Linked DNA regions of Homo sapiens: region 1 is linked to region 2. The links are chromatin contacts, found by Hi-C in ENCODE. All regions are on one chromosome and are shown on one strand. Each heading gives the region's core, a stretch centred on a gene start or an enhancer-like site at or near the end of the contact. The rest is flanking DNA. Distances are from core to core; before and after follow the strand shown.

The links. Hi-C counts contacts between places; a loop is a spot of excess contacts on that map. Pooled maps may share reads with other maps.
Region 1: a loop to region 2 is called in a map of Calu3, with 2.5 times the contacts of the local background. The contact joins the enhancer-like site here to the promoter of NXPH2 in region 2. A Hi-C loop is called at or near these places in 2 of 168 maps with a recorded cell type or tissue (Calu3 and GM12878) and 1 of 50 pooled maps.

Annotation. Positions count from the first base shown.
Region 1 is chr2:138,272,959-138,278,060 of GRCh38, forward strand. No RefSeq gene overlaps it. Among named protein-coding and RNA genes, the nearest start is that of LINC01832, 170 kb to the left of the region's middle. Within about 2 kb of position 1,818, at least 3 of the 41 ENCODE cell types and tissues checked have a DNase peak (open chromatin) inside an H3K27ac peak, as active enhancers do.
Region 2 is chr2:138,776,794-138,781,847 of GRCh38, forward strand. NXPH2 (neurexophilin 2) reads right to left here and starts at 3,597. Exons shown (of 2, transcript NM_007226.3): 1 at 3,398-3,597. The coding sequence starts at 3,448.

The DNA.
Region 1 (5,102 bases), core at 568-3,067, 510 kb before region 2:
TCTAACCACCTCGGCAAAAATTGTGACAGTGAAAGTAATGTGACCTAATTTCATCTTGCTTGTGACCTTTAAGCTGCCCTTGCTCATTCCTGAGTGTAGGCCAAGCTAACTATGGGAGGAATTTAGTTTATAGCTTAACCTCAAAACAAAGATGATAATGTTACGGTGGGGCCGGGTGGGGTGGGGTGGGGCGGTGGGGGGAAGGAGAGGGGTCCTTGCTCCCAGAGCTCCCAAGATGGTGGTGGGCTGCTTCCAAGACGGTGGCAAGCCTTGTTTTTTCTGACCTGGGGTTCTTGGCCTCACGGATTCCAAGGAATGGAATCTTGGGCCATGCGGTGAGTGTTATAGCTCTATTAGAAGCCGTGGGTCACAGAAGAGAACCATTGAACCCAGAGACTAGTGTTCAGTTCAATTAGGATGAACCCGGGCACTCAGCTGTGCAGGAACAATGGCAAGCCTTTAGCCCAGTCAGGAGCAGCAATGGGCGCCTCCTGGATCAGGAGCACAGCAGACACCCTGCTGGATCCAGAGGGATGGAAATCAGCGGTGGGTCTGCGACATCGGCAAACAGCAGTGGTGGACGGCAAGCAAAAGCTCAGCTCCAGCCGTAACAAACACGGACCAGAAGAGAGTGCAGCTGCAAGATTTAATAGAGTGAAAACAGAGCTCCCATACAAAGGGAGGGGACCCAAAGAGGGTAGCTGTTGCCGGCTCGAATGCCTGGGTTTATATCCTGATCATTATCCCTCCAGCTTGCTCTCAGGCAATAGATGATTGGCTATTTCTTTACCTCCTGTTTTTGCCTAATTAGCTTTTTAGTGAGCTCTCTTTACCACCTGATTGGTGGGGTGTGAGCTAAGTTGCAAGTCCCGTGTTTAAAGGTGGATGTAGTCACCTTCCCAGCTAGGCTTAGGGATTCTTAGCCTAGGAAATCCAGCTAGTCCTGTCTTTCAATAACAGTCCCTTCCTAAAATAAACCCCTTCCTTCCTTGGGGATCAGACTTCCTTTGAAACTAACAAATTGGCCACAAGATTAGAAATTATGGCTCAGGAGTCATGCAGCCAGAGGCCACAAGATTCTTCACCTCCCCAGTTGCTCCCATAGGTAACATTGCTATTATAAAACCTAAGATTGGTGTTTGAGACATTTTTTCAGAGCCTGCATTGTGATGGACCAGCTGGCACCACCCAGGCTGGTAACCTGGTTTATCTGGTCTCAAAAGCTAAAGCTCCAACCCAGGAACTGACTCAGTACAAGAAGTCAAGCTCCTCTATAACTGCCCAAGGGGTTCACCTTGCCTGTTGCCTAGACGGAGCCAATTTATCAAGATAGGGGAATTGCAATAGAAAAAGAGTAATTCATGCAGAGCCCGCTGTGCAGGAGACCAGAATTTTATTATTACTCAAATCAGTCTCCCTGAGCATTCAGGGAGCAGAGTTTTTAAGGACAACTTAGTGGGTGGGGGAAACACAGTGAGCCAGGACTGCTGATTGGTCAGGGATGAAATCATAGGGAGACAAAGCTGTCTTCTTGCACTGAGTCAGTTCCTGGGTGGGGGCCACAAAATCAGATGAGCCACTTGATCAATCTGGGTGGTGCCAGGTGATCCATCAAGTGCAGGGTCTGCAAAATAGCTCAAGCACTGATCTTAGGAGCACTTTAGGGAGGGCCAGAATCATGTAGCCTCCAGCTTCATGAGTCATAAACCATAATTTCTAATCTTGTGGCTAATGTTAGCTCTACAAAGGCAATCTAGTCCCCAGGCAAGAAGGAAGTCTGCCCTGGGAAAGGGCTGTTACTGTCTTTGTCCTAAACTATAAGCTATAAACCAAGTTTCTCCCAAAGTAAGTTCAGCATACGCCCAGGAAAGAACACGGACAGCTTGGAGGTTAGAAACAGGATAGAGTTGATTAAGTTAGATCTATTTCACTGACTCAGCCATAATTTTGCAAATGTAGTTTCAGCTCCAACTCCCTGTGATTTCATCCCCAACCCAACTAATCAGTATTCCCCATTCCGTTGCCCTCTGCACACCAAACTATACTTAAAAATCCCTAGCCTCCAAATTTTTAGGGAGACTGATTTAAGCAATAATAAAATGCCTGTCCTTCAACTTAGGCAGTTCTGAGTTTACTAAACTCCTTCTCTATTGCAAAAGGCTGTTCTCAGTGCATCAGGTTTTCTGGGAAGCAGGCAAGATGAACACATCAGGTGATTACATATACAAGTTATTTAATTTCTTGCTGCCACTTCTGACAAATTATGTTTAGAAACAAGCCTTCTTACCTCATAGAACTTGGGTTATCATAAGCAAAAGAAACTTTGAAATTTTGAAATTGTAAGCAGACAGGGAAGGTCTCCAGGGATTATAGGAATTTAATCAACTTTAGCAATCAGCCTGTTTTACTGCCTTCTGCCCTGAAGTCTGTTTTTTTCCAAACCCTATGTGGAATGCAGTTACCTTGTTGATTGGAACCAGCTCCTGACAGACCCCAGCAACTTATAGATGAGTCTGAGTGAACTTCCCTTGTTACCATGCTGAAGTCTCCACCTGGGAGAAGCAGTAGCTTCATTACCTTAACATGCAACCTGTGAACTGGCATAATCACTGGCTGCTTCTGCACAACTGGAACCCCTCCTCTACATGTGGTGACGCACCCTCTCCCTATATATTGCCCCATATAATCCTCTTGTCACTTTCCCTCGAGGAGACAGTGCTTTGGAGAATACTCTCAGTGTTCTCCTTACTTGGGCCAGGTAATAAAACTCCTATTGATCAAAACCTTCATTCTTGTGGAGAGTTATTTGTTATCAGGCAAATAAACCCTGTTTTTTGGGGAAAAACAAAATTACTCTAAAACCATAAAGTAAAAAATAAAATAAAAAATTATCAAGACAATAGCTGTTAACAGTTCTGAGAAGATTCGCGAGATTCAGGGGTTTTTGAACTTTTTTTTTAATCATCTAGAATATTTGGGTATACCTAGTAGTTTCTTTCCACAGCATTCAAACACAGGATCTGGGAAAGTAACCTGTATCAGATTTGTTAGATTTTTCTCTAGCTCTCAGAGGGCAAGAACTAAGCCTTCTCGTCAGGGAACTTCCACAAAAGTAAATATTTGATCATGATAATTAAATAAATGTGTAACCCAAGAGTCAAAAACGTGAATCATCAGCATAATAGCTCTGTGCTGCTTCTACCTCTAGTCTGAGAAAATCCACCTTGAAATATTAAAATTGTAAGCAGACAGGGAAGGTCTGCTTACAATAAAAAAAAATTAGGATTTTTTTTATTACAAAAAGACTAATATTAAACTGTAGGAGCAAAAGGAATTTCCTTCCCTCCCTTTTCTGAAGGTTTGATAACTTTATTCTATAAACCAAACTTAAAATAGACAGATTAACAGGAGAAGGGCACACAAATATATTTATACATACATGAACATAGGAGCCTTGCAAACATGAAATTCAAAGGACAGAACAGATGGCTGAAGTTTTTACACCATCCTGAGGGGACAGAAAGATTAGGGGCTTGAGGCTTCTAGAGGAGGGAGGAGGTGGCATTCCAAGAGAATGATGGGAGGAAAGCATGGTGTGAAAACAAGTAATTCAGAATCTAAGCTGTTGGAACTTTCAGATATTTTGAGCCTTAAGGGAATGTGATTATGGGACCTGAGTCATGTGACAGGCAGTTGTAACGCAGGCAGCTGTAATCTTTGTTGTTTTGGTTATCAATTAGCCTTTTCTTTACCTACAGTGTTTTATAAAATGTGGTAAATGACAGAAGGTTGCCAGAGAAGACCCCTTCCCTGTTCACTGTTGATCTTCATTGTAGATTAACTTTCCTCTTTCCTCTCTTACACAAAGACTTCATTACTGTCACATTGTCTAAGATGGAACATTAAATATGCTTTTAAATTGGAAAGGATATGAAAACAAGCTGTTAAAAAAAAGTTAGTTGTAACTCATAAACGAGGCTTATATAGAAAATGTTATAATCCTACTAACTGTCCTTGTTTTCTGCTAATATAAGGAAGAACTTAACTTTTAACTTCAGAGCACTGACCCCATTTCTCAGGAGTCCATGTTTCTTGGATAGTTATTCTCAGCTTTTCACTTAAATAAACTTTTTAAAATTGGGTTCTGATCCTGTCAATTATTTCAGGTTGACAATGGCAAGCAAAGTTTTTCTTATTATGCAGATGAAAGCTCATTGGTAGCAGCTCTTGGTATAGATAGGAGCCTGAGGAAAAAGTTTTAGTCTCCTTTGTTTGTGAGTTAATCTTTTCTAGATGTGGATAAAGGCAGATAAGGGATGGGGCTCAGAGAAAGCCTGTTTGTATTCACTGTCAACTTCACTTATGTAGATTTCCTCTACAGTTGCAAATCTTCCTCACAAAAGGACAGCTTGTAAAAGGTATTCCTATGGTCTGCAGCCTCTCTGAATAGCCACATCAAAATATATTAAAGACATATATTTGAAAGTGGTGTATTTTGGTTTCCTTCAGAATCAAAACACATTAATATTTTTAGGATATAAGAGAATTGCCACTATGCAGTAATCCCTATAGTACTTTGGCAATGATAGGAATATTATTGCCTGTGATGCTACACCTTACTTTTGCTCTCTTTATCTTATGGCACTTGGTGAGCCTTCAGAAGGTTTAAATGAAAAATTGAAAGCAGATGGCCCTTTAAGAGAGACTTTATGTATTAAAAAAATTTTATTTATTTAAAAGAGACTATTGCTTCTGCTATTTCAAGCCACCTTGAAGGGAAGCCTGAACAGTCGATCAACCTGTTGATGGAATGCCAATTTTATTACCATAAAGTAGTGCCTCAGGAAAAACTAATCAGAACTTTCATGAGAAATGCCCCAGATACTCTAGGGTCTATAGTAGCAGAGATCCCTAAACCAATGTTATTTGTTGTGGTTCATTGGCAAGCATTATCTTTAATGAGCTGGGTGAAGGTTTCCAATGTTCTGTATGTGTTTTCACTATGAATGAGACAGGGTTTCACCATCACTTTTTCATCCAAAAGAGATTCATTCATGCCATAAACATACTAGGCACAGGTGATAGAATGGTGGATACATAGG
Region 2 (5,054 bases), core at 2,347-4,846:
AATCATCAGACTAAACAAATATTAAAATTATTAGTTTTAATGTAAGTACCCTTAATAAATTATGTGGTACTAAAAAGATGAACTTAAAATTTTACCATCTTTCATCACAAGGATCTGATTTTATAGGATTCTAAAAATTTGCCAACTTACATTGCTTTTAACTAATATTTTATTTTGTAAACTCAGCATTGTATCACAGTAAAACAAGTTAAAATGTGTAAGAAACTGATTTTTTAAATCAGCCCTAAATTTTATCTTAAACGTTAGCTAATCATTCATTTAAATTAAAATTTATTCTTTTTTTAATCTTCTTTTTACTTAAAGGCAAAAAATCACACTTATTACCAGTTACAAATCATCATGCAAATCTGTAAACAGTTGACATCTGGTGAAGTCTTTACCTTGTATCATGATGAAGCAACACTCATTTTGATATAATATTCATTTCAAATGCTAATTTTTTTCTTCATTAGTGGCAGAAAAGATATAACATGCTCTTAATATTCTTTATAAGAGTATGTTGCTGAATAAGAATTTTTAAAAAAGGAATATGTTCAAGATGGATATTTAAATCTTGCAAATAGTAATCCCATTAATTAGCTATAGCAACCTGTCTGTTAAAAGCACTATACACAGGCCAGGAAAATGGGCAAGGACAGGTAAGAGACATACATTCTTCCTAGCCTACTTGCAGTATTTATCAATTCCGCTTACTGTTTTCTTAGAAGTTTTAAATATCACATAAACAGGTAAAAAAATTCTAGTTATTGTGACTGTATTATATATACGTGTATATTATATATGTTATATATAACCATAGTTAGTGACTTATTTGGGCTCAATTCCCTGTGACTGCTTTCAGAAACAAACAGGTAATTTTCATATCACTAAATGTTCAATATGCCCAAATGAATCTATTATTCTTTTAAAATATTTAATATTTTTTATAAGTATGTTCTTCAGGCTGGCAGTGCAGATAGAAAAGTAAAATCCAATTTCGACAATAAGGTAACTTCACTCCTCCCTCACCAAAAAATTAAAAAAAAAAAAAAAAAAAAAAAGCCTTATGTCAGCAAAGGGCAGATTTTTTTAGTACATATGGTTCCTAGAAAAGTAAATGACTAGTTTCATATCTAGAAAATATTTTATCCCCTTGCTGTTAGGATTTAACAAAGAAGTTCAATATCAGCTGAAAAAGGTAGAACAAAACTATGAGCCATCCAAATGAGCAAATCATGATCTGTCCTTTTTGACACCTACTGGAGTAGGGCATATGCTGGGATTGGGGAATATTTCAATTTAGATATGCTCAGCCACTCTGTTTTCCTTTCACATTCTAACCCCCTTGTGTTATAAGGCTGGCAACAGCTCTAAGAATGTGGAGAATGTAAACAGCCTTTTATTGTCCGAAGGGATGGCAGCGTAAGGAATGTGTGCTTATCAACAGGGCTGCAGCTCCCTACCTCACTTACCATGATAAAGTGCTCCAGGAGAAAAACATTACAACCCAAGCACAATCCCAAAATGGATTAGAATTTGACATAAGCTTTTTTAAAAGCAAATCCATCAGTCCATGCTGTAATATTAGAATCTAGCTCTTAAGGAGAGCATATAATCCCTTCAAGATGTATTTCCTATTCCTTACTGACTATGGCGGTGTGGAAAAAAAAAATATCTAACATTTCCAATATAGTAGCTGGGAGAAGAACTTTTCCCCGACACGTGCCCAAATATATTTTCTCATCTTTAAGAGCCTATCACACTGCTTACGGAGCAGATACACAGTTCATATTTATTAAATGCAAAATTAATGAACTAAGATTCGTGAAGATATTCTGAAGACCCCACATAAACACCTGATTTCCCCAGGCTTTTCCTTACACACACCATACAAATGCTGCTTTGTTAGATCACCTTTTATTAGAATCCAGACTAAAAAATTTTAAAGCAAGGGATACTAAAGATTAATGTGGCATATATTTTGGATTCATAATGCCTAAGATGTAAAATGTATTTTAACATGGAGTATTGTAGATAGCCAGTATGTGATGGCTCATTCAAGGATATTTGGGCATATCATTGCATTTTCTTCTTGATGCCATTGAAGAGTTTCTGAGTTAACGCTGTGCAGGTGAAGCTAATCTCCACCGTAACAAGCATGGACCACGGGCATCTCAGAGGTCTCTCCACCTTTTAGAGTTCCTTCCACCCTCAGAACTTGCAAAGTGCCTCTGCCTTAACAATATCATACATATCATAAACTTTCAAAGTTACTTGATTTTCCCCCTAATAGGAAAAGAAAGAGACAAAGAGAACGAGAGAGAGAGCGAGCGAGAGAGAAGAGACTGTCATCTTCTAAGTGCTTGGGCAAAGTCTTAAGTATGAGGACCAAAGAAACTATGGCATCAGGAGAAAGCCCTCTTAATAGCACCCTAACAAGGCAAGAGCTAAGTGACCAGAAGAAATCCATCACAGATGCTGACCCAGCCAAAGCACTCCCCTTCTGTAATTTTACTTTAAAAGTTTCTTCTTGAAGATCTTACTTTGGTTTTCCCTCAACTATAATTAGCCATGCATATAGAACATAGGCGTATATCAGGAGGAGGAGAGCGTGGCGCCTCGCGGGAAGAGAGAAGAGAGTGACAACGCGAACCCCAAACCACATTTTAATACGTTTCTTATTCCTCAGCGCCTCCGAGCCACCCAGACCAGGCGGGCGGTCTCCCTGAAAAGACAGCTTCGAGATGCCCGAGAGGGGGCTCCTGCGCGGAGCTGGGCATGAAAGTTATATCTTGTGTCCCCAGCTGGCAGAAAGCCCCATCCCAGTCCCTAGCGCCAGACGGAAAACGAAGAGAAATCCAAGCTGTCCCCCAAATCCGTATTTTGCCTAAGTTTTCTCCCAGCAAGGCGCCACTACCTGGCTCTGAGAACGAGGATGCATGCACTATGCTGTGCTTTGGGAGAAGTGTCTGTGTGCATCTGGGCAAAACACCACGTGAAAAATAAACACCACCAAGCCTCTCAAACTGTGAACAGGAGGAAGGTCTTTCTGCCCCTTCTCATCCTATCAATTTACTTTCCTTCCTCTCCTTGACCGCTTATCAATAAACCGCTTCCTTCTCCCGGACCTACTTCCCGGCCACCTTCTGCCTACTTTACCCCAGCGCTCAAGTCCCAACCCGTGCTAAGCCCCTGAGTCGCCTGTAGATCCCGTCTATTCCGTTCTTCAATTCTTCCCTTTCGACCTCTAAGGCAACCCAAAACTCCTTGCCCTCCGCGCGCCCCCAACCCCACTTCCCAAGCAGGCCCAGGCTGGGCTCCAAGTCAGCCGCCTGCGCGGTTTTCCCGCCGAAACGCGTCCCCGGCGTGTGGGACGGCGCGCGGGCCGGGCACTCACCAGCTGCAGCAAGCCAGGGACCACCACGAGGGGCAGCGGCCGCAGGCGCATGGTGCCGGCTGGCGCGGCTTTTCACGAGCTGCGCGCCCTCGCCTGCCTCTCGCGCATCTCCACTTCGCGGGGCAGGACTGAGGACGCCAGGGACACAGCGCGGCGCTTCCCTCCCGGAATCCGAGCGCTGCGCCGTGCCGCGCAGCTCTGGCCGGGTGGGCGGGCAGGGAAGGGGGAGGGTGGGCGGACCGGAGGTGCCTCTCCCGGCCCCCCGCGCGCCCCTCCTCGGAGGGGGCCGGCAAAGAGCCTGCGGGGCAGCTCGAGCTCCGGCACGCGGCGGGGGGCTTCAGTCGCGCCTTGGACTCTCCCGCTTGGCCGGGCTTGGGGTGAGCGCGTGGGGCGCCTGCGGGAGGGAGGCGGCGGCTCGGGCGCTTGGGTGATGGGTTCAGTGCGAGGCTGCCCTCCAGATCCGATCCCGCCGGGCGGATGCCTGGCCGAGCTGAGCACGCCTGGCCAGCCGGTGCCCCAGAGCCCCGAGAGGCCGGGTGCCTCCTCCCACCCCCGCCCAGCAGAAGGCCGGTCCGAGAGGCTCCACTGTGCCAAGCGCCCTGCCAACTGACTGGCTCTCGCTTTGGCTGGGGAGATTGGGGATGAGGGGAAGAAAAGGTTCTCCCTGGGTGGCTGCAAGAAAGAGTGCGCCCGCCTGGAGAGCGCCCAGAGAGTTTAGGAGGGGAAGGCGATTGCAGAGTCCTGGGGCGGGGCGTGGGGAGCTGCGAACGGAAAAGGCTGGGGCGGGGAGGTGAGGCTGGAGCCCAGGACGCCCTGGGAGAGTGCCCTACTCTGCCGCAGCGCCAAGCTCGCAGAGCCGCGGGTAAGGGGTACAAAGTGCGCCTGGTGCGGCTGGAAGGATTTCTGGGGTTGGGGAGTAATGGGGACCTCGAGGGACCAGGAGCAGAACTGTGAGAAACGGAGCTAGGTGATGTCTGGTTTACTCCGGTTTGGGGATGGTATAGACAGCTAGGTGTCCTGAAGACAGACAAAGTTGCTCCCAGACCTTCTGCCCGGGCTTTGGAGAAGCAGAATAAAGGCAGGATACCCCACCACAGCCTCCGACTTCAGAAATATTGGAGAGGGGTATCTTTGCGGACGGGCGAAGGTGCAAACCTGATGCCTGTGAGCCTCGACCTCCGTGTTAACAACTCGCCATTGGAGAGATCCTTAACCTTTTACTATCTTTGTGCTGGACACTCGAGTGGAAAAATCAAAGGCAATGGGGCTCACAGACCTGCACTGTTTTTACGGTAGATCAGAGTTTGGGCGTCATTCGTCACTCCTTTATTGAACAGGTGGGAAACCTAAGGTCCAGAGAGATACATTCACTTCTCCAAGGATGAGACTTTAGGCAGTTGCTCCGACAGAATACCCAAGGCGAGAATGCTTCTTACATCTAGAAACGCAAAGCTCTTAGAGAAGAAAACCATGTTGAAGCAAGGGAGTAGAATTGCAATTGATTTCTAGGCTTTAAAAAATAAACCCAACAAAAAGCACAGATTAAGTTGTAATTTTTGGACAAAAAAAAAAAAGTTTCCTTCTCCTCTGCTTACCACCCCCACCCCAAAATAGAAATGAAGGAGGGTTGTTAAATCTTAGCGGTTGAAGCAGAGCA